Linked DNA regions of Homo sapiens: all the other regions are linked to region 2. A link is a loop called in an ENCODE intact Hi-C map of the cell type or tissue named here. Cell type or tissue: CD4-positive, alpha-beta T cell. All regions are shown on one strand.

The links. Hi-C counts contacts between places; a loop is a spot of excess contacts. Peaks named below come from ENCODE experiments on the same cell type or tissue, not always from the same donor. Only the 100,000 strongest peaks of a DNase experiment are listed, where the experiment ranks them.
Region 1: it touches region 2 in a loop (6-fold over the local background); 44 of 110 quality-filtered maps call a loop at or near these places.
Region 3: it touches region 2 in a loop (6-fold over the local background); 38 of 110 quality-filtered maps call a loop at or near these places.
Region 4: it touches region 2 in a loop (2.4-fold over the local background); 3 of 110 quality-filtered maps call a loop at or near these places.

Annotation. Positions count from the first base shown.
Region 1 is chr5:142,710,316-142,715,315 of GRCh38, reverse strand. No RefSeq gene overlaps it. Among named protein-coding and RNA genes, the nearest start is that of FGF1, 27 kb to the right of the region's middle. RefSeq lists a silencer at 1,915-2,114. In CD4-positive, alpha-beta T cell, CTCF peaks have their summits at 1,570, 1,776 (motif pointing right) and 1,975; DNase peaks (open chromatin) are centred at 1,775 and 2,015; H3K4me3 peaks cover 679 bases.
Region 2 is chr5:142,864,746-142,869,745 of GRCh38, reverse strand. The region is part of intron 1 of ARHGAP26 (Rho GTPase activating protein 26); the gene reads right to left. It overlaps ARHGAP26-AS1 (ARHGAP26 antisense RNA 1), which reads left to right and starts at 836. Exons shown (of 6, transcript NR_046680.1): 1 at 836-946; 2 at 1,657-1,889; 3 at 2,861-2,936. RefSeq lists a silencer at 2,428-2,722. In CD4-positive, alpha-beta T cell, CTCF peaks have their summits at 2,370 and 2,582 (motif pointing right); a DNase peak (open chromatin) is centred at 2,535.
Region 3 is chr5:142,745,888-142,750,887 of GRCh38, reverse strand. The region is part of intron 1 of LINC01844 (long intergenic non-protein coding RNA 1844); the gene reads right to left. Among named protein-coding and RNA genes, the nearest start is that of LINC01844, 2.8 kb to the right of the region's middle. In CD4-positive, alpha-beta T cell, a CTCF peak has its summit at 2,139; DNase peaks (open chromatin) are centred at 1,367 and 2,127.
Region 4 is chr5:142,162,558-142,167,557 of GRCh38, reverse strand. All of the region lies in intron 2 of LOC107986455 (a long non-coding RNA gene), which reads left to right. It overlaps LOC124901096 (a long non-coding RNA gene), which reads right to left and starts at 3,984. Exons shown (of 2, transcript XR_007058978.1): 1 at 3,595-3,984; 2 at 1-3,317. In CD4-positive, alpha-beta T cell, no CTCF peak of the experiment used is centred here; no DNase peak of the experiment used is centred here.

The DNA.
Region 1 (5,000 bases), 150 kb after region 2:
TTCTTTTGATGAGGAAGTATATATATGTGTGTGTGTGTGTATATATATATGTATATATTTATGTGTATATATATATATACACACACACACATATATATGTGTATATATGTATACACATATATGTATACACATATATGTATACATATATATGTGTGTGTGTGTATATATATACACATATATATACACATATATATATATATCTTCTGGTATTCTAGGAACTGTCTCTGAAGCAAGGTGCCAGGACTTCTCAGGATGCAGGGCTTTTGACTTGAACAGGGGGCTGACTTCCCATCAGAAGCTTGAACCAAGATGTCACATCAGAAACCCTCAGAATCCAGTGCCAGGAGAGCACCGGGTTCAAGAGTGAATGGGAGTGGGGATATGGAAGTGGCAAGTGAAAATGATTCCTTCAAGAAGACAGGCTACAGGCCACAGCAGGAGAGAGACAGGAAGGATGGGAACTGAAGGGAGGCAGGGCTTAAGGGAGGGTTGTGCTTTCTCTGTGTTAATTTGTTTTGTTAACTTCTTGAGCATATTGCAATGCTGATGGGGGAAAAACTAAGAGCTGAAGGCACAGGAAAGCATAGAGGGGCGGATAGAAGCTGAATCAGCAAGGACCCCCAAAGAATCCGCTCATGAAGATATTTGAAGCTCATGTCAGGAGAAATGTTCGCCGGGTCTGACACCAAAGCCTGCTCGTGTCTGCATCACTCTCTGGCTTCCCACTGTCACTGCCTAACAATCTACGGCTATCAAAGATTCCGAGAGCCAAGTGGCTTGGAAGTTGTTTGAGTCAGAAACATTTTCCCTCCACTGGGCACAACTTCTTATCCTTTTCAGTGAGGAAATACAAAATGCATGATATCAGAACATATATCCTAGGGCAGCCCCCTATGTAGGTGATATGGTTTGGTGCAAGGGACATTAAATCTGTTTCTTCCTAAAATAGTTCCCATCAGCTTTCTTCGGACCTTGAACTATTCCATTGGGATTACCTTCCTAAAGAGTCCTGTTAAAATACCAACAGGTCAAAACAATCTCGAAAAGGACACCCATGCTCATTGCAACATTATTCACAATGGCCAAAAAGGTGAAAGCAATCCTGGTGGCCATTGACAGATGAATGGACAAATAAAATGTGGTATATACATACAGTGGAATATTATTCACCCCTAAAAGGAAGGCAATTCTGACACACACTACAACATGGGTAAACCTTGAGGACACTATGCTAAGTGAACCAAGCCAGCCACAGAAGGACAAATACAATATGATCCCATTTATAAGAGGTACATAGAGTAGTCAAATTCAGAGGCAGAAAGCAGAATGGTGGCTTCCAGGTCTGGGGGAAGAGGAATGGGGAGTTTTTGTCTAATGAGTGTGGAGTTTAAGCCTGGGAGGATGAAAAGAGCCCCGGAAATGGATGGTGGGGATGGTTGCACAAGAATGTGAATGCACTTAACACCACTAAACTAACTGTACATTTAAAATGGAAAATTTTATGTTATGTGTATTTTTCTGCAATTAAACAAAACACCGGGTGATTTAAAGGGGCTGCCTGATCAATAGCCAAACTATTATTAGTTTGACTCAGCTTTGATTTCCTGTTAAGGCCACTTTGCCCAGAGCAGGACTTTAAGGAGCCAGAGCAGCGAGGAGCCGGAGATGGAGAGGTGACAGGCGTGAGGACAGTAATTCACTGGGCGCTGGAATGCGTTTTGACAAAGGCCAGGTGTCGGTTCCCGTCCTGACCTGCAGGGGGCACTCTGGTGGGTCCTGGGAAACAGGAGGAGAACGGGAAGCCTAGAAAGCCCTGGGAGCTCCTTGAGCGACAGGGAAGCCTCTGTCTACCACTTTTACTGAGGCCGCCGGCAGTCAGGATACTACACAGTGGTTATTCTTAGGCCCCTAGAGTCAGCAAAGCCTCTTGTTTGGAAAACCTCCTGGGTCTCCCCTCGCAGGCTGTGTAAGGGGCGCCCCGCTCGCCCCGCGTCTCCGTGTCCGGGGTGGGTGTGAGGACGGCAGGGCCGCGCCCCCTGCTGGCCGCTCGCTCAGCTGCGCTGTCGCCTCCTCTGCCATCAGCCCGTGGGAAAGAAAGCCATTTTGGTCACAGGAAGCAACGTTTTCAACTTCTCTCATTAATGAGAAAGACAGAATTGTGATACTCTAATGGGAATACTCGAGGAAGGAATAAATTAAATTTCCATGCAGCTCCGGCTCGAGTCCCAAGCTGAACAGATGCTGTTTTTATCAAATACTTTCTATTCTGTGACGTGCTCTGCCAACTTTCTATTATTAGACAAATCAGGAAAAGTCTGATTTCTCTCCCTTCTGGCTTCTCCTTCCCGCTTTTGTGGGAGGGTGGTGGTTTGGGTGGAGACTCTGTCCTGTCCATAGAAGGTAAATGACAAGGAAATGGCAGCCACCTGAAAACTTGCCTTGATGCCAGCATGTCCCAGAAATGTCCTTTAAAATGACATCTCATCCAGGCGTCACCCCATCCCAGATGGCATAGCTGATGGGACAGGAAAAAATACATATTTTAGAGTATTTACAGCATCATTTTCCCCTGCCCCCACTTCCTTCCTGTGAAGGAGGAATTAGTCTTCACTAGCCAAGTTCTGGAGTATTTCTTTTTCTTTTTTCTTTTTTTTTCTTTTAATTGAGATAGTGTCTTGTTGTGTTGCCTAGGCTGGAGTGCAGTGGCACCAACATCACTAACTACAGCCTTGAACTCTTGGGCTCAAGCGATCCTCCTGCCTCAGCCTTCCAAAGTTCTGGGATTACAGGCGTGAGCCATTGCACCTGGCCCTGGAGTATTTCTTGTGCATAATAAGGGAAAATTTGGGAAAGGATTCTGAATTGTGCAGTACCATGGGTAGGATGGGTTGATGGGTCTACCTAAGAGAAGGCAGGGAGTTACATACTAACGAAAGCAGAATGGATCAGAAGGCGAGAGAAAGAATAAGAGAAACAAGCCAGGGATGAGCTGGGTTTGGGAGAATTCAAGAGATAAATTAAGGAGGACTGAAGTAGCTGCTGGGCTGTTGATATGGTTTGGCTGTGTCCCCACCCAAATCTCATCTTGAATTGTAGTTCCTATAATCCCCACGTGTTGTGGGAGGGACCCAGTGGTAGGCAATTGAATCATGGGGGCGGTTACTCTTTTCTATGAGGGAGATGCACAAAGGGAAAAGAAAAGACACACATGCAATACCTTCAAGGGTAAACAACCTTTATCCCATGTAAATGGCAATGCAGATATAATAAGCAAATGATACAAGCAAATTGCAATGGGAAGGGGAAAAGGGAGAAGATATATATATATAGCCTGGACTACTGGGAGGCTAGAAGTTAATGGCAAGGGCATGCCAACTTTCACCCCACTTCTCCCATCAATATAGACTATATATATATACACACACACTCACCAGACGATGGAGGATTCATCACCAGACCAGAAGCAACAGCCTGGGCTCCAGAGTCGGCCACTACACTTACCAGACTATAGAGGATTCATCACCAGACAGGGAAGCAACAGCCTGGGCTCCAGAGTTGACCGCTCATCCATGCACAGATGAGGAGAGGTCTCATGAAGCTTTGGCGTGGTATGGGACCCTAGTTCTTTTTGTAACGACTTATTTGGCATGAGGCCCAGTCACGAGGGCCCTTCATGACTGGACTCAAGGAACACAAAAAGGTCAACTTGTTTTTATGATTGTTTGTTGTTTTTCAATAACTAACATACAGGAACAGATTTCTCCAAAACCGTCTGGATGAACGCCTCAAGGGGCTCATGCAACCTGTTCTGGGACTTGGTGACCATTGTTTGTGTCCACATTCAATTGAGTTCAAATTTAAGATTTAACTTTTCCTCCACATATCCCCATGCTCTTCTTGAGTTCTCATGAGACCTGATGGGTTTATGAAAGGCTTTTCCCCTTTGCTTGGCACTTCTCCTTCCTGCCGCTATGTGAAGAAGGATGTGGTTGCTTCCCCTTCCGCCTGAGGCCTTCCCACCCCTGTGGAACTGTGAGTCAATTAAAACCTCTTTCTTTTATAAATTACCCAGTCTCAGGCAGTCCTTCATAGCAGTGTGAGAACGGACTAACACAGATGTCATGAGGAGGACTTGAGAAAGAGACAAGAGAAGAGGATTCTTCAGAAATGTTGGTGTTATGAATGGAACCCAAACCCCACCCTTTGGCATCTTTAAGAGATTTCAGTAAAGACATAAATTGATTTAAAAACTGTGTTTTGGTCAAGCATAGCGGCTCACTTCTATAATCCTAGTACTTTCAGAGGCCAAGGTGGAAAGATTGCTTGAGGCCAGGAGTTTAAGACCAGCCTGGGCAACATAGCAAGACTCTGTCTCTCAAAAACAAATTAAAATTAGCCTTATGTGGTGGCATACACCTGTAGTCCCAGCTACTCAGGAGGCTGAGGTGAGAGGATCACTTGAGCACAGCAGTTCGTGGCCTCAGTGAACTATGATTGTGCCACTGCACTCCATCCTGAGTAATGCAGCAAGACACCCAACTCATAAATAAATAAATAAGATAAAAACTCTGTTTTGTATGATGGTCTGGTGTTTATTCAAGGCAGCCTGGACTACTGGGAGGCTAGAAGTTAATGGCAAGGGAATGCCAAGTTTCACCCCACTTCTCTCATCAATATAGACTATAGTCCAGATATTTTAAATTAGTATCCTATAGGGTAGCTGGGTGTGGACCCCAGATGCATTTTATTTGGCTAGTTGAGATTTAAGTTTTTTTTGAACCAACAATTGAAAATTGGGATTTCACATTTTAAAAGCCTGCATTTCCTTTCCTACTTCTTTTGAAAAAAATGGAAAAATTTGGCAATATGAGGCCCTTATTACCACAAGGCAAAAATAGGCTCATGCTTTCTAGTTAACCTCAGTGCCCACCCCTCACATAAGGCATATGTATGCATGTATACCTGGCCCACTGCCTGCATTTGCAGGTGGACCTTGGAGA
Region 2 (5,000 bases):
TTTTTAAAAATTAGAATCTACCTTAATTTTATACAAGTTGTACCAGTAATACCACAAGTCAAGCCATTTCCTTTTTCTCCTTGGGTAAAACTTAACATACATGTGCACACACAAACATGGACTCAGGTAACCTTACTACTGTATTTTCAGTGCATCTATTGCCTTTGTGACCTCCAAAGTTACCAAAATTGTGTATTAACTACCCTTGAAATGTTTTGCTGCTCAGTCACATCTTTCCCTTTGGACTTAGAAAGTGATTACAGTTCCGGGAGGCCAAGGCGGGTGGATCATGAGGTCAGGAGTTCGAGACCAGTCTGGCCAACATAGTGAAACCTCATCTCTACTAAAAATACAAAAAAAAATAAAATAAAATAGCCGGGTGTACTGGTGTGCACCTGTAATCCCAGCTACTCAGGGAGGCTGAGGCAGGAGAATCGCGTGAACCCGGGAGGCTGAGGCTGCAGTGAGCCGAGGTTGCACCATTGCACTCCAGCCTAGGCGACAGTGTGAGACGCTGTCTCAAAAAAAAAAAAAAAAGAAAAAAGAAAAAGAAAAAGAAAAGAAAAGAAAGTGATTACAGCTCAGAAAGGCCATCATTGAGGTTAGAACTTGCAACAGGATTGGCCTCATGGCTGCCTAAAGTTCAAGAATACCAAAGTCCCCGGGCCTTGTTAATCTCTTCCTTTCCTGGACGCCAGTTACTCTCTGTGCCTCATCACCTTGTATTTGGAATAATTCTGGAACTAGTCATGAATGGCTTCATGTCACAATGCACAAAGAGTGCCTCGGACAGGGCTGGACACAGTGTCCCTCCAAACCTGTTGTACGATGTGAGCGGGCAAGGAAACACAAGCTGGCTTACAGGTGGAATACCTGAGAGTCTCCAGAGAGGACCCATGACAGACAGCTGAGACATGGATGGACACGAGCCCCAGAGAGACTTCAGGTTTAGCCCACACCCCCATTCCTAGGTCAAACTCAACACACTCAAAACAAAACTCTCTCTACTCAAACACCCTCTGCCACCCTCTCCCCAGAGAGCCAGCCGAGGGCCTCTTCCTGCATCCCCAGTGTAACGAAGGGCACCACCATTCACCCTGCCGCACAAGTCACCAGTACATGTCATCCTCTCACACAGCAGGCTCCCTCATGTGCCATGTCCATTCCCAAGTCTCCTAAGCACATCTCAATTCTGCCCACTCCTTCCCATCACTATCAGCAACCCCTAAACAAAACACCTCCATTTGCCCAGATAACTGCAACTGCTCCTCTCTGGCCTCCCCACATCCACTTTTGTCCGTCAAATCAGTTCTCCACCCAGTTGTGTCAATACCAGCAGTGAGCCCTGTGATGGCTTCCCAGAGCTCTGGAGGTGAAGACGAAAGTCCCTCCCAAGGCCTGAGAGGCCCTGCAGGGTCTGGCCTCCCCACACCCCTCTCTGGGCTCCAGCTGCTCCAGCCTCTGCCAGTTCCCGGGGCATGCCCAACTCCTACCTGCCACCACATGCCACCTCTGCCTGCAGCCCTTGGCCCAAAAGTTCTTTCCTCCAGGAAGCCTTCCCTGACTTCTCTAATCAGGCCAAACCCAACCCTATTTCTCACTCTCTGAGTACTATACTATAGATCTTTTCTTCAGAGCAATTTTATATTTGTTCAGGTAATTCTTCTCTTCAAGTAATGCCTCCCCAACTAGTACATTCTATAAGGATGAGGATCATATCCCTTCATGCTCACCACTCTATCCCCAAAGCCCAACACTCTACTGCTTGACTGAGAGCAGGTATTGCAGAAAGAACAAAGAGAGAGGAAGTTGGGCACTCCATAAGTCCATTAGCCTTCATCAGAGGTGAACCTCCCAACTCAATGTTTGACATGTGAAAAAAAAAGCAGGTAAGTTAGGACAAACTCTCCAACTTATGTAAGTCTGGCTAGAGCCTGATATATATGTGGGAATGTGCTTCCTATTAGCATGTGACCACCTCCCTTCATGTTGTCCATTGAGGAAGAGTCCCACAGAGCTGGAGGGAGAGCTACCACCAGCAGGAGCATAAAATAAAACCTCACCTATACCAAGGAAGCTGGAGAAATGAGCTACATACAACCCAACTGCTGGCCACAACCAACTGTCCTCTCTTAGCCCCAGCACAAGCCCCAGGTTGCAGTTAAAATGGTTTAAGGAAGAGTCCCCAGAGATCGCTCTTTTCTTTCTCCCCGTATCTGGGAAAACTGAGAACATATCCAATCAGAAACTGTGCTTGGAGAGAGGCATTTCCAACGACTCCCCATTTCCCCAAGTCTGTATGTAGCAGTTTAAACCTAGTTCGATGTGCTTCATTATAAGAAAAGCAAGTTACAGTCCCTTGTAAATACCATTCTGCAGCCCAGACTCCTGGCATTGTACTAGCAAAAACAAACAAAACACACACACACACACACACACACACACACACACACACACCCTGTGCAAATCTTAGAATGAAACAAAATTCTCCATAGCATTTTTCTCGTTTCCGTGACACACGGTCTTACCTGTGGCCACTAGGTGGCAATCAACTATATCAGAGAACACCTTGACCAAGCAGCTAATTTAAACAACAGCTAAGACTCAAGGAGAAATGACAGGGCCAGCCTTAAAGGCAGTGCTGAGAACAGATCCTGTCCCACTGAGGAACAAATAACCACCTAGAAATGTCCAGTGGACACTCAGCAACTGAGAGAGGGGCCCTGGCTTCCACATTGGAAGAAGTGCTCTAACACATTCGGAGGGCCTGTGCTCTCATACAGCAAGTCAAGCCTGAGACATGGAGTGGGAGGGGTATAGGGATGAAGTCACCACCACAGTGTCTCTCACATTCTTTCAGATCTGGCTGGAGCAGATTCAGAAAACCTCTTATCTCCCCCAGGCGGATGATGTGCCCACCGACCACATCAGCCACGGTACGTTACATAACATGCATTCTGATCATACATCTGCGTGCTTTTCCTGAGGCCATTTCCCTAAAACAGCATTTCCTAAATGAGGCCATCACCAGCACTGATTCTGGAAAATTTGTTTTTCCAACCAGAGCACTAAGGCTAATGAAATTTTCAGAGTTGATTTTTAAAATGAAATCAAGTAGAATAAAGACGTGCTCCTCTTTCCAAAATGAGGTTTCTAATTCTATTTAGATGAAATACCCCTTAAAAATAATTTGGGCTACCCAAACTCACCTTAATCTACATCCAAATAACTATGAATATATTATATACATTAACTTACTGAATACTGTACCTACCAAGTACTTTAAATCCCTCCATCCTCACAACCATTCTGTTGAGTAGATATTATTACCTCCATTTTGCAGATGGGAAACTGAGGCTCAGAGAGGTTAAATAACGTGCCCAAGATCATGCAGGGAATGAGTGGTAATGTAAGAAACTTGGTCTCTCTGACTCCAAAACTCTTAACTACTACACTATATTGCCTCATTTACTCAAATATTTGAGAATCTGGTATCAATGTATTCAAAGAAATGAAAAGATGGTATGTATACATTCCGTGCCTTAAGGGGAATACAATTTTTAGAAGGGCCTAATCTGTGTGTGCAAAACTACAAAATTAAGGTAGACTGTGCTAGGGCAATCAGAGAGTAGACAAAAATGGCTACAGAAATGCAAGTGGGATATTATTCCGGCTAGGGCCATTGGAGGGGGCTTCCAAAAAAAAAAAAAGAAAAAAGAAAAAGAACAGGGAGTAGCGTTTGAGCTGAACCTTAAAGTTCAGTCCTATTTGGATATGTAGAAAAGGGAAGCGGAAGCAGTCATGGGAAGATGCTATAGAAGTGGAAACATGGAGCAAGGAGATGCGAAATGCAGAACCTACCCAGAAAAAGCAGCAAGTTTAACTAGATGGACAGGAGGTCAGAGTGGGAAGACCGGTTAGAATCAAACCATGGAAGGACCTGTATGCCAAGCTAAGGAATTTGAACTTACTCCCTTAAAGAAATGGGAACTGGATTGTTATACAGAGGAGCAACAAGATCAACTTAAACAACAATTAAGCCTTTTACTAAGGAGCTGGCCCAGAACTTTGTTGGAGACACCTACTGTAACTCCTCCAGCAAGCTTCACTATGAGAATGTGCAACCACAGCCAAGGGGCATTCTCCCTGTAGGTAACTAAATGACAGGCAACACCTCTCAACTTGGACATTTGTGCACAGACCATTGGTCAGCCAGGAGATAAGGAAAGAGTTATAAGGGATTCAAAAAAAAAAAAAAAAAAAAAAACTTCTCCGTGTTGAAAACTCCAAGTTCTGGGCCCACTACGACTTATACATAACTGTATGCAAATAATGTATACAAATACATATGTATTTCCAAAGTGCTGTATTGGCTTTTCCTCATAAGAACATTGAGAGTTAAGTGAAAGCACCTGACCTCTTCTAGATGAAGAAATTAAGGACTGGCTTAATGACAGTGCAAGTCACATAGTAGGTGCTTAATAAACATTTACTGGATCAATGACCGCTGTGTCAAGTGAGTTAGTCAGCATTGGATCTCCGATGAAAACTCAACCCCTAAAGAGCCCAGCCCCAGCTCAGCCCTGGCACAGAGAACTGAGGTACTGTATTTAGAACAACTGCATTCACATGCTGCCCCAAGACATGATAAGACAGCAGAAGGTCACCACAGGAAAAACTCCCTCAAGGAAGACTGTGGACATTTCTTAATGAAAACAAAGAAACCCATTTTGAGAGGGACTAATCAAGTGAGGGAACAAAAAAGAGAGGGTAATTCCAGGCAGCTCAAGTACAAATATCACACACACACGGGGCAAGGGGAAGGTAATTCAGAGGCGTATGACGCGCATTGGCTGCGCAAACATCAGCTTAAATCCCGGTCTCTCACTTCCCAGCTGTGTGGCCTTTGGCAAATTACCCAACCTTTCCAAGCATGTATGTAACTGTGAGGACAGTATGTACCTCACAGGGCTGTTGTGGGAATTCAAAATAGGAAAGAC
Region 3 (5,000 bases), 120 kb after region 2:
GGAATTGGGTCACCTCCCCTGAGTCACTGGGGAAGGGATGGACACCTGATCATAATTAAGTTCTATTAGAAAGGAAGTAGGTGAGCGGATATTGGGTCAACAATGCACTTGTCCAAAGTATCTTTCTTCCTTCCATCATTCATTCATTCATCTATTCATTCATCCAGAATAGTTTAGGTTTAATCATATGAATATGCTTTTTTGTAAATCAAAAGTAGTCAAATAACCATAATTTGAAAAGGTTAAGCAACGTTTATCAAGCCTGTATGACAGTGGGAGGCATGGAGCTAGATGTTAGGACTATTAACACCTAAATTAATAGCAATTAAAGGTGCTAAGTTCAAGAAAGGGAAAGAACAGGACCAGCTATATAATCTGCAGAACCCAGTGAAAAATGAAAATGGAGGACCCCTGGTTCAAAAAGTATTAAGAACTTCAGGATGGTGACAGCAGAGCATTAAACCAAGCATGGAGTCCTTCTAAGTGCAGAATGACTGTACATATTGCATGTCCATGAATCTGGCTCTGGGAAAGACCAGATGACCACAGAAAGAACAGCAAGGACCCTAGTTTAGATTGAGCTGGGGGAAGAGGGTGTTAGGAAGGCCTCTCTGAGGAGGTAATATTTAAACAAGGACCTGAAGGGTGGATAGGAGTACCCAGGTAAAGAGTTGAGGAATGCAGCTTCCTAGAAGAAGAATAGCACTCTCCCATCTTCTCCATCCTCCAGGTTGGTTAAGAGACTTAGCATTAGCCTGTCTTCATCAGCTGTGAGGAAACAAGATAAAGGTAACAGATCTTTTCCTGTTTGTGCCAGCTCAGGCCTATTTCCCAACCCTTTTTTGTATTCTAGATCTTGGCACTTGGGTACACTACCCGTATAATCTGATCCTCCCCCTTTAATACTGTAGATAGTCAGGACTACCCAAGAGGGGTCCCAGCCTTGCTCCTTGCTCAATGCTTAATATGCTCAATGCTTAGTATGCTCAACGGTAGATGCTTTCTAGGAAACAGCCTAACCTGCCTGATCCACTTGGTGCAGGCTTGTCACAAATAGGGAAAGACCTCTCCCTGTCCTCACATTCCCTCAAACCTCAAACCATGAAATCAGCTAACACAAATTGGACCTCAAAAAATGTTGTCAACAAACCCAAACCTTTCCCCTAAAATTACTAAATTCATCCATTTTGCATTGCTATAAAGGAATACCCAAGACTGGGTACTTTATAAAGAAAAGTATATTTGGCTCATGGTTCTGCAGGCTGTACAAAAAGCATGGCACCAGCATTTGTTTCTGGTCAGGACTTTAGGAAGCTTTTACTCATGGAGGAAGGTGAAAGGAGAGAAGATGAGTCATATGGTGAGAGAGGAAGCAGGCGAGATGGAGGAGAGGCGCCAGGCTTTTTAAACAACCAGCTCTCGCATGAACTAATAGAGTAAGAACTCACTCATTATGGCAAGGAGGGCACCAAGCCATTCATGAGAGATTTGCCTCTGTGACCCAAACACTTCCCACTAGGCCCTACTTCCAACATTGGGGGATCACATTTCAACATGAGATTTGGTGGGGACAAATATTCAAACTGTATCATACCTTATCCCATTTTTATTTCTGCAATGTTCTTTTCCTATATCAGATCCTATGGAAATTTGATGATGTAGTGGGCCTCCAAGTTGGTTGTAAGCAGAATCACACAAGAAGCTTATTAAAAATACAGATGCCCCAGCCCTATGCCAAACCTAGCTTCTCTATTTTTAGCAAGCTCCACAGGTAATTCTGATGCACTGCCAAGTCTCTGAACCACTGCTTTAGCCAACTGGATGGAATAAGGGAAATTCCCATTTGGCTGGTAGGAGTCAGAACATTTCCTTTCTGCCACTACCTGTGGCTCCTGGGCAAACTACTTTAATTCAGTTCCTCAGTTGTCCCTTTAAGTAAAGTGATGATTCCTCCATGATATCTCTGCCCTAGAAGCTTGCGTAGTATGAAAGTATTGATATCTTCCCATGATCTAGTCCCACTTTGGGTGGCCAAGCCTCAGTTTCCTCAAGGAACTACCTGCCCCTCACTGACTGGAGGAAGGCTTTGTAGGACTGTCAATCAAGGTGCTCTGCTGCCCTCTGGCTGCCCCCTGGGCCCAAGACCCAAGTTTGGCCAACCAGATTTTCTCTCCCAGGAAATTAAATACTGAGAGAGCTGAAGCAGAGACAAAATAAATGAAGTTGATTCATCTGGTACGGGTGACCCCAAAAATCTGTTAGTTTCTGCTTCCTAAGCTGTTGCCCTGGTTCTTGTGCTCTCAGAAACCTGGTTTTTCAGCCTTTCCCTCAGATCTGTAAGCAACCCTGATAGCCTTGGAATAAATTGTTTCTTTTGCCTAAGTGAGCCAGAGTTAGTTCTGTTGCTTGCCACCAAAGAATTCTAACTGATTCTCACAATCAAGATCTTTGATAGAGTGTTGTATATAATAATGATGTCATAGCTTCCATTCTTATAAAGCCATTGTGAATGATTCTCTTGTAGCTAAAGTGACCGTTCTATAGAAGGTCAAAAGTTTGTTTTAATAATGACATCTTTGTTCCAGTAATTCCAGACAGTGAAAATTTCTCAATAGTGTAAGAGGTTATTCACTGTCCTGCTGAAATATCTTAAGTGGAAACAGGCCTTGGGTAAATACTCTTCCTCTAAACAAAGCTTATTGTTCTGGACCCAGGGAAGGAAAGGACAAGAGAAAAAAGAAAAAGGAAAAAAGTTTGGGCTCAGTTTAAACCAGCTCCCATTCAGCTATATCTGCCCTTTACATACAAATTTAATAAAAAGTTGACTCTTTATGTATTTTTTTAAAGGCTGGAAATTGCATCCGAATACACATTTTAAGGGGTGACTTGCAGAGAAAATAGCTTCAGTGATTGAACCCTTTTCTCTCATCAGCCTATATTTTATTTCTACCCCCATCTCATTGTTACAGTTTTTACTCTTTCTTATTGTTACTGACATCCTCACTATTTCTCACCTTTATTGGCTGTGTTAACAGTTATGAGCACTTGCTGTGAACCAGGCACGATGATAGATGTTTGACACGTATTACCTCATTTAATCCTTACAGTGCCCTTCAAAGCCAGTATTATTATTCCCATTTTACAGAGGGGAAACTTGAAGCTCAGTGAGGTTAAGTAATAGGGCTAATGTGCAACATGACCAATCACTTACCTGTGTGTCCCTATCTGTCCCCAAGTCTTCCTTACACTGTGACCCATTGCCTTAAATTGAAAGTACCTGCTTAGTCCAAGGCATCACTGGAAAGAATATTAAATGTGGCATTGTAGCTCAAAAAAAAAAAGACAACTGAACTCATTGCCCATGTCATGTTCTATATTCCTGACTAGACTATAAGCTCCTTAAGGGCAAACACTATGTTCTGTCTACCACAATATTACCAGCACATGCCTAGCACAGAGGAGGTTCTCAAAAAATGCTTATAGAATCAGTGAATATCCTATAGGGTCCTCAGAATAAGGGACCATCACAAGGTTAGGAGAAAATGTCAAGAAATCCCTTTCTGGGAAACAGAAATTCCAGGTTACCCCTAGTGAATTCAACCAACTTTGAAGTTTGGCCAAGCCTTTAAATAGCATTGCATGATTTCAAATTTGGAATCCTGGGCAGCAATTTCCCTTCCTGAAGAGCTGTTGCATGTTCTATGCATAGTCATGCTTTGGCTTGAGTTTATGAGGAACAGAAGTTTCAAAAAATCTGACTGAGAAGTATAAGCTAAAAGGCTCAAGTACCAGTTATACTTTTCCCAGGGCCAGTAAGCTCTCAAAGAGCTCAAATCCAGGGATCAAGCTCTCCATCAAGGACTTGGAACATAATGTTATTTTATCACTTTCAGAAATAATAACTAGAGATAATTTCTGGTTGACATAAGACTCACAACTTATCCTTGAGTGAACTCTTTTCGTGTCTCAGTTCCTCGAATGGAAAACAGTCAAATAAGCACATATACAGTCAAAATCTTCCTCCAAATCTGTGAGGTTCCCTCAGTGGAGTCAGTCTCATTAAGTCACTGCTATTCAGTTCAATAGCAGTGAATTAATCCAATTTGACCTTTGGATTCAGATAAACCTGAGATTAGGCTTTGGCTTTGACATGTATCAGCCACGTGACCTTGAACAGAACATGGTAGCTCTCAAAGCCTTAGCAGCCTTGTCTCTTGCTGGGAAGATGGTAAATGATAATGTGTTTAATGTGCTTAAACCAGTGTCAGGCACATGCGAGGCAGTCAGTAAATAGTGACTTACAGTGATATTTCTGCTGGCTTCACTTGCACATTTCATTCAAAACAGTTGAAAAGTCCAGTGTGTTCATGGTGTTTTAACTGGCAGTTGTGATCTGAAGTCAACCTTCAACTAAGTGGATTAGTTTATCAACTTCCAAATTATAAGCAAAATTAATCTGAACTAAGGCAATGAAGTGATACAGGCATACAAATGAAACATCTGTCCTGATCTCTGCCTTGGAAAAATTCAAAACACTGTAATTCTATTATTCTTACAAAGATTATTTTAACCATTTATTTTAAAAATCAGCATTGCTATTGCATCTTGACTGTTCTATTGTCCAAACTTTCTGTATCTATTTTAAGACTTAAATATAAAGCATGAAACAGGTTTAATTTTGAACATAGTGAGCAGATGAAATATCACTCTTTTCTTAAAAGAGATTCTTAGCAGGCATTTTAAAATCCCCATCCTGTCTTGTTTTCACTAGATCACTGGTCAGTACTCGACAGCTTCAAGCCAGATAATTTCAAAGGTTCAAGATGTCAGTTAGATCCCACTGACCACAGGTAGATCCATTTGAATTAGAAAAATTCTAACACTGACGAGAGAACTCTTTCCTAATGTTAGGTGTGGCTAAGGATCTGTTTGAGCTATTGGAATATGGGCAGTAGTTTATAAGTATCAGAATACAACTTTCTGTGTCCCCCTTCTCTTTG
Region 4 (5,000 bases), 700 kb after region 2:
CCACCACACCTGGCTAATGCATTTTTCATTTTAATGGTTATGTAGTTATTTTAGTGTGGATTCAAGAAAAAAATTAGCACATCAATGGTTTTTCCATGGCTATTATTTAGGAATGAGGGTAAGAAATAACACATTTAATTAAAAATTTTAAATGGTAGGTAACTTAATAGCATAGGTGATATATAAATAGGGCAAAATTCATGAAGGCTACACTTTGGGGAAAAGATGGCTACAGTTTAGGAAAAAGAGCCACCCATCCCACTCTGTGGCAGTTGGACAAATTAACCAATGTATATGAAACACTTGATAAGTATATTAAAATGCCAAAGACAGCCTTCCACAGTGCTAACAGACATGGAATCAGAAAGTTGAAGTTCCGATCATAGCTCTATCATTTACTTAGCTCTGTGATCATGGGCAAATTATAACTCTTTTAGAAATAAAAATTCCTATCTCATAAGATTTTCTGAGAATTAAATGTGATAACATTTATAAAGCATTTAGCACAGCACCTGGCATATAGCAAGTGCTTAGAAAGTAGGAGTGATTATAATTGCAAAGGCCTCATTTCTAAAGTAGGCTACCCATGTATCTGCCCTGAAGATTACCCTCAAAGAAGATGCAGCCCGAATAGTACAAGAACATTTAGTCCTTTGATTCATAGGTCAGCTGCCAGAGAAATATGCACGCAGACGCATTTGCAAACCCCAAAATTGCATACAATTTTAAGACATTAACAGGCCCCCAATTGACACCTCCTTTAACCATAACCCGCACTGACTATACACCTGGTAAACTAAGATGGAAAACCAGGGTAACAAGAGGTATCTCCAACTACTTCCACCATAGGGAGGCCTGGACTCATCCCACCTTCCGGGTGCATTCCTAAGACTGACTGGTTCTCTTTGGGTGCCTCTTAGTACACAGGCTATCACAGCTTTATTCTCTATGTGGGCAGAATGCAAATAAGGTCTTGAGGGCCCCCCCGACACCCTCATCCCCAGTAACTGGCTTGTTCTCCCTGCCCTGGCTCAGCGTAGTACAGCCCAACCTTGCAATTTAACTCAGTGCTGATGGAGTTGGGTAAACTGAAGTGCCTAGCAAATGTACGTGGAAAACCATGGTCCCTGATAAGCTGCTGATACGGTGTGCTTGTGCTTCCGCCAGTTCTATTTAAACACTGATAGGCCCTTGGGCAAACAAGAAGCCTTTTGTGCTCTGAGCATCCACAACTGCCATCCTGAGCCCAATCTGGACATGAGCAAGCCTCACAGTGGGTGGAAGTGAGGGTGGGGAAGAGACAAACTTTTCCTGCATTTTATCAGATACATGCACACAGGCAAGACCAAGCTGATCTTCAAACCTGGGGGCCCCAATCTTTCCCCACACTCCCTACCCTACCTCACAGTGATCTCTTAACAATGGAGATTTAGAAAAATTTTTCTTTTTCTTTTTTTTTTTTTTTTGAGTCGGAGTCTGGCTCTGTCGCCCAGGCTGGAGTGCAGTGGCACAATCTCGGCTCACTGCAAGCTCTGCCTGCCGGGTTCAGGCCATTCTTCTGCTTCAGCATCCTGAGTAGCTGGGACTACAGGCTCCCGCCACTACGCCCGGCTAATTTTTTTTGTATTTTTAGTAGAGACGGGGTTTCACCGTGTTAGCCAGGATGGTCTTGATCTCCTGACCTCGTGATCCACCCACCTCTGCCTCCCAAAGTGCTGGGATTACAGGCGTGAGCCACCGCGCCCGGCCTAGAAAAAATTTTCTAGAAAATGCACTGTAGTGTTTGTAAAGTTCTACTTTTTTTTTTTTTTTTTTGAGATGGAGTCTCACTTTGGAGTGCAGCAGTGTGATCTCTACTCACTGCGAACTCTACCTCCTGGGTTCAAGTTTCTCCTGCCTGAGCTTCCCAAGTAGCTGGGACTACAAACGTGTGCCACCATGCCCAACTAATTTTTGTATTTTTAGTAGAGATGGGGTTTCACCATGTTGGCCGGGCTGGTTTCGAACTCCTGACCTCAGGTGATCTGCCCACCTCGGCCTCCCAAAGTGCTGGGATTACAGATGTGAGCCATCAGGCCCAGGCTGTAAAGTTGTACTTTTGAATTTAATTTTTTTTTCTTGAATATTAATGTGGATTAGAGACTTGCTCATGAAAATTTGATTCTGGCCAGGCAGTTTGGTCATCACCTGGGAAGTTTTTACAAATGCAGAATCACAAGCCCCAGCCTAGACCTCCTAAACTATTACCTGCATTTTATTAAGCTTCCCAGGTAGTTTGTAGGCATATTAAAGTGTGAGAAGGACTAGATTCGAGCATTTATGTATAAGGCTACTAGAAAGGTATATTGATAACAGTAAATGATTATAGCTTCCTTTCAGATTTGCAACAGATTTTGATCTAAATATTGAGTATAAAAAATAAAAGTTAAATTTAAAGGATGAGACTGATAACAATCATAACTTCTCAAATCTAAATGAATATTTCCTGCAGATAAGTCAATATATATGACCTCAACTGGGCAGCTTTACTCACTCTTCTCTAACATAAAGACACGCTCTTCCCATGAAGGTTCACATCTGTATACATTACAATTGCTGGCATTTTAAGAGGCTAATGAAACACTCTATTTTGCGCTATTGACAGAAGGCAGATTTCTAAAAATCAGAGTTAAGATGTTCCATAATAAACACGGGTTAACTTTGTAAAATAAAAAGGGGTGGGGGCAGGGATGATGGTAGGGGGAGAAGTATTGGTTAGTGGTCAAGAATGCCTTGATTTGGATTCTTGCTCCGTCCACCGGGTGACCTGACCTCTCTGGGAGCCAGCTCCTTTAGTGTAAAATAGGGATAATAGCGCTGTTGCTGTTCAATTCTGGAGGGTTAAAAGATTCTGCGTGAAAAGGACTGTAGCAGCACTTGAACACAATAAATGTTGAATAAATGTAAGCTATTAATATGAAATTAGAATTGAAATCCTGTCTCGAGATACCATTTTGCTTAATTGAGAGAACTTGTCATGTCTCTGTCCAGCACTTGATCTGACTCTTAGCTAGAAAGGTTCATACTATCAGCTGTGCCTATCTCACTGGCTTAGAGAAAGGATAAAAAAAAACCCTGCAGTACAAGCTGGGGGTGGCGGTGGGGGCACTGAAGCCACGCTCCAGGTGAGGTGGGGAGGCACACTGATGGAGGGGTATGAGCCCACTTCATGGGGAACATGCACAAAGAAGAAAACATCTCAGGCTGCTGTGGGAGGGCAGATGTCCTGTGCCTGCAGTCCAGAATCCCCCTCATTCCCACCTTCAATAAAGGGAATCCTGTGGGAAGAGAAAGGAATGTGTTAAAGTGTAGATCAAGAAGGGACAGGAGAATAAAAAGAAATGGAAGCAGGTGCACACACAGGAAAGATGATGAGTGTTCTATTGTTGTTAAAGAGTTCATGCTCTAACAACACAAACCAAATTAATCCCAGCCTCCCCACTTAAGGACGGTAAGGGGCAAGTCAGTTAACATGAGTCTCCATTTTTTTAAAAATATACAACAAGGATCACAGTATTCCCTACCTCAAAGGGTTGGGGAGATGATTAAATCTACCTGTGAAGAAGAAAGCAGAGTACTTCGCACATGATAAATGCTCAATAAATGGTATTCATTACTATCCATCTATGATACGCATCTGCAACACAAAAATACACATGTTTACTGTAGGTTTAATCCCAGGGTCAAGGAATTTGATGTGAACTTCCAATCAACAGAGAAACCAGGTCTCTTCTGGATGCCCTATGGATGAAAGAAGACCAAGGGTATAGGACGCCTTTGTCATAATTGTTGCAACAGTCTAATTATTCCTCTTGGCAATGAAGCAATGGAAAAAAGAGGTATTAGAAGTTGGCTTTAAAAACACCATCATCGGCTGGGCGCGGTGGCTCAAGCCTGTAATCCTAGCACTTTGGGACGCCGAGGCGGGCGGATCACGAGGTCAGGAGATTGAGACCACGGTGAAACCCCGTCTCTACTAAAAATACAAAAAATTAGCCGAGTGTGGTAGCGGGCGCCTGTAGTCCCAGCTACTCAGGAGGCTGAGGCAGGAGAATGGCGTGAACTCGGGAGGCGGAGCTTGCAGTGAGCCGAGATTGCGCCACTGCACTCCAGCCTGGACGACAGAGCGAAACTCCTTCTCAAAAAAAAAAAAAAAAAAAATCATCGAGGCCAGTTGTGGTGGCTCACACCTGTAATCCCAGCACTTGGGGAGGCCGAGGAGGGCGGATCGCTTGAGGTCAGGAGTTCGAGACCAACCTGGCCAAAATGGTGAAGCTCCGTCTCTACTAAACATATAAAAATTAGCCGAGTGTGGTGACGGGCGCCTATAATCCCAGCTACACGGGAGACTGAGGCAGAAGAATCACTTGAACCAGGGAAGTGGAGGTTGCAGTGAGCCGAGAAGGCACCATTGCATTCCAGCCTGGGCAACAAGAGTGAAACTCAGTCTCAAAAAACAAAAACAAAAACATCATGGGGCATTTGTCAGAACGAGCTGAAAAGCAGAAAAAGACAAGATAATCTACACTGCAGCAAAGACTATTTAAAAAATTTAACATCTGATATAAACAGAATGGCTTAAGAGACCTCATCTCACTGGGCTGTGCCAGTATGCTAGTACTACCTATGTAAAAATAATAAATTCACAAAAACAAGTCTGAAAAAGAACAAACAGTTGATTTTTGGAGATAGTAGGCTTAGAAAGTGACTTTTTAGATGTGCTCATAAGTTTTGCAAAATCAGGGCATTTTGAAACCCCTGTAAGATTGACGGAGGAAAAAAAATGTATAACGGTCTAACAGTTTTAGGCAAAGTAAGAGATGAGTGTTTACTTAGGGCAGTGGTTTTCAAGCCATTTTTTTTTCAGCTGCAGAACCCTTTTTGTAAAACAAAATCTGAGATCCCAAATACTCTGAGTAAATTTATTTATATATTGTTTTAGTATTTGTTCATGTCTGTAA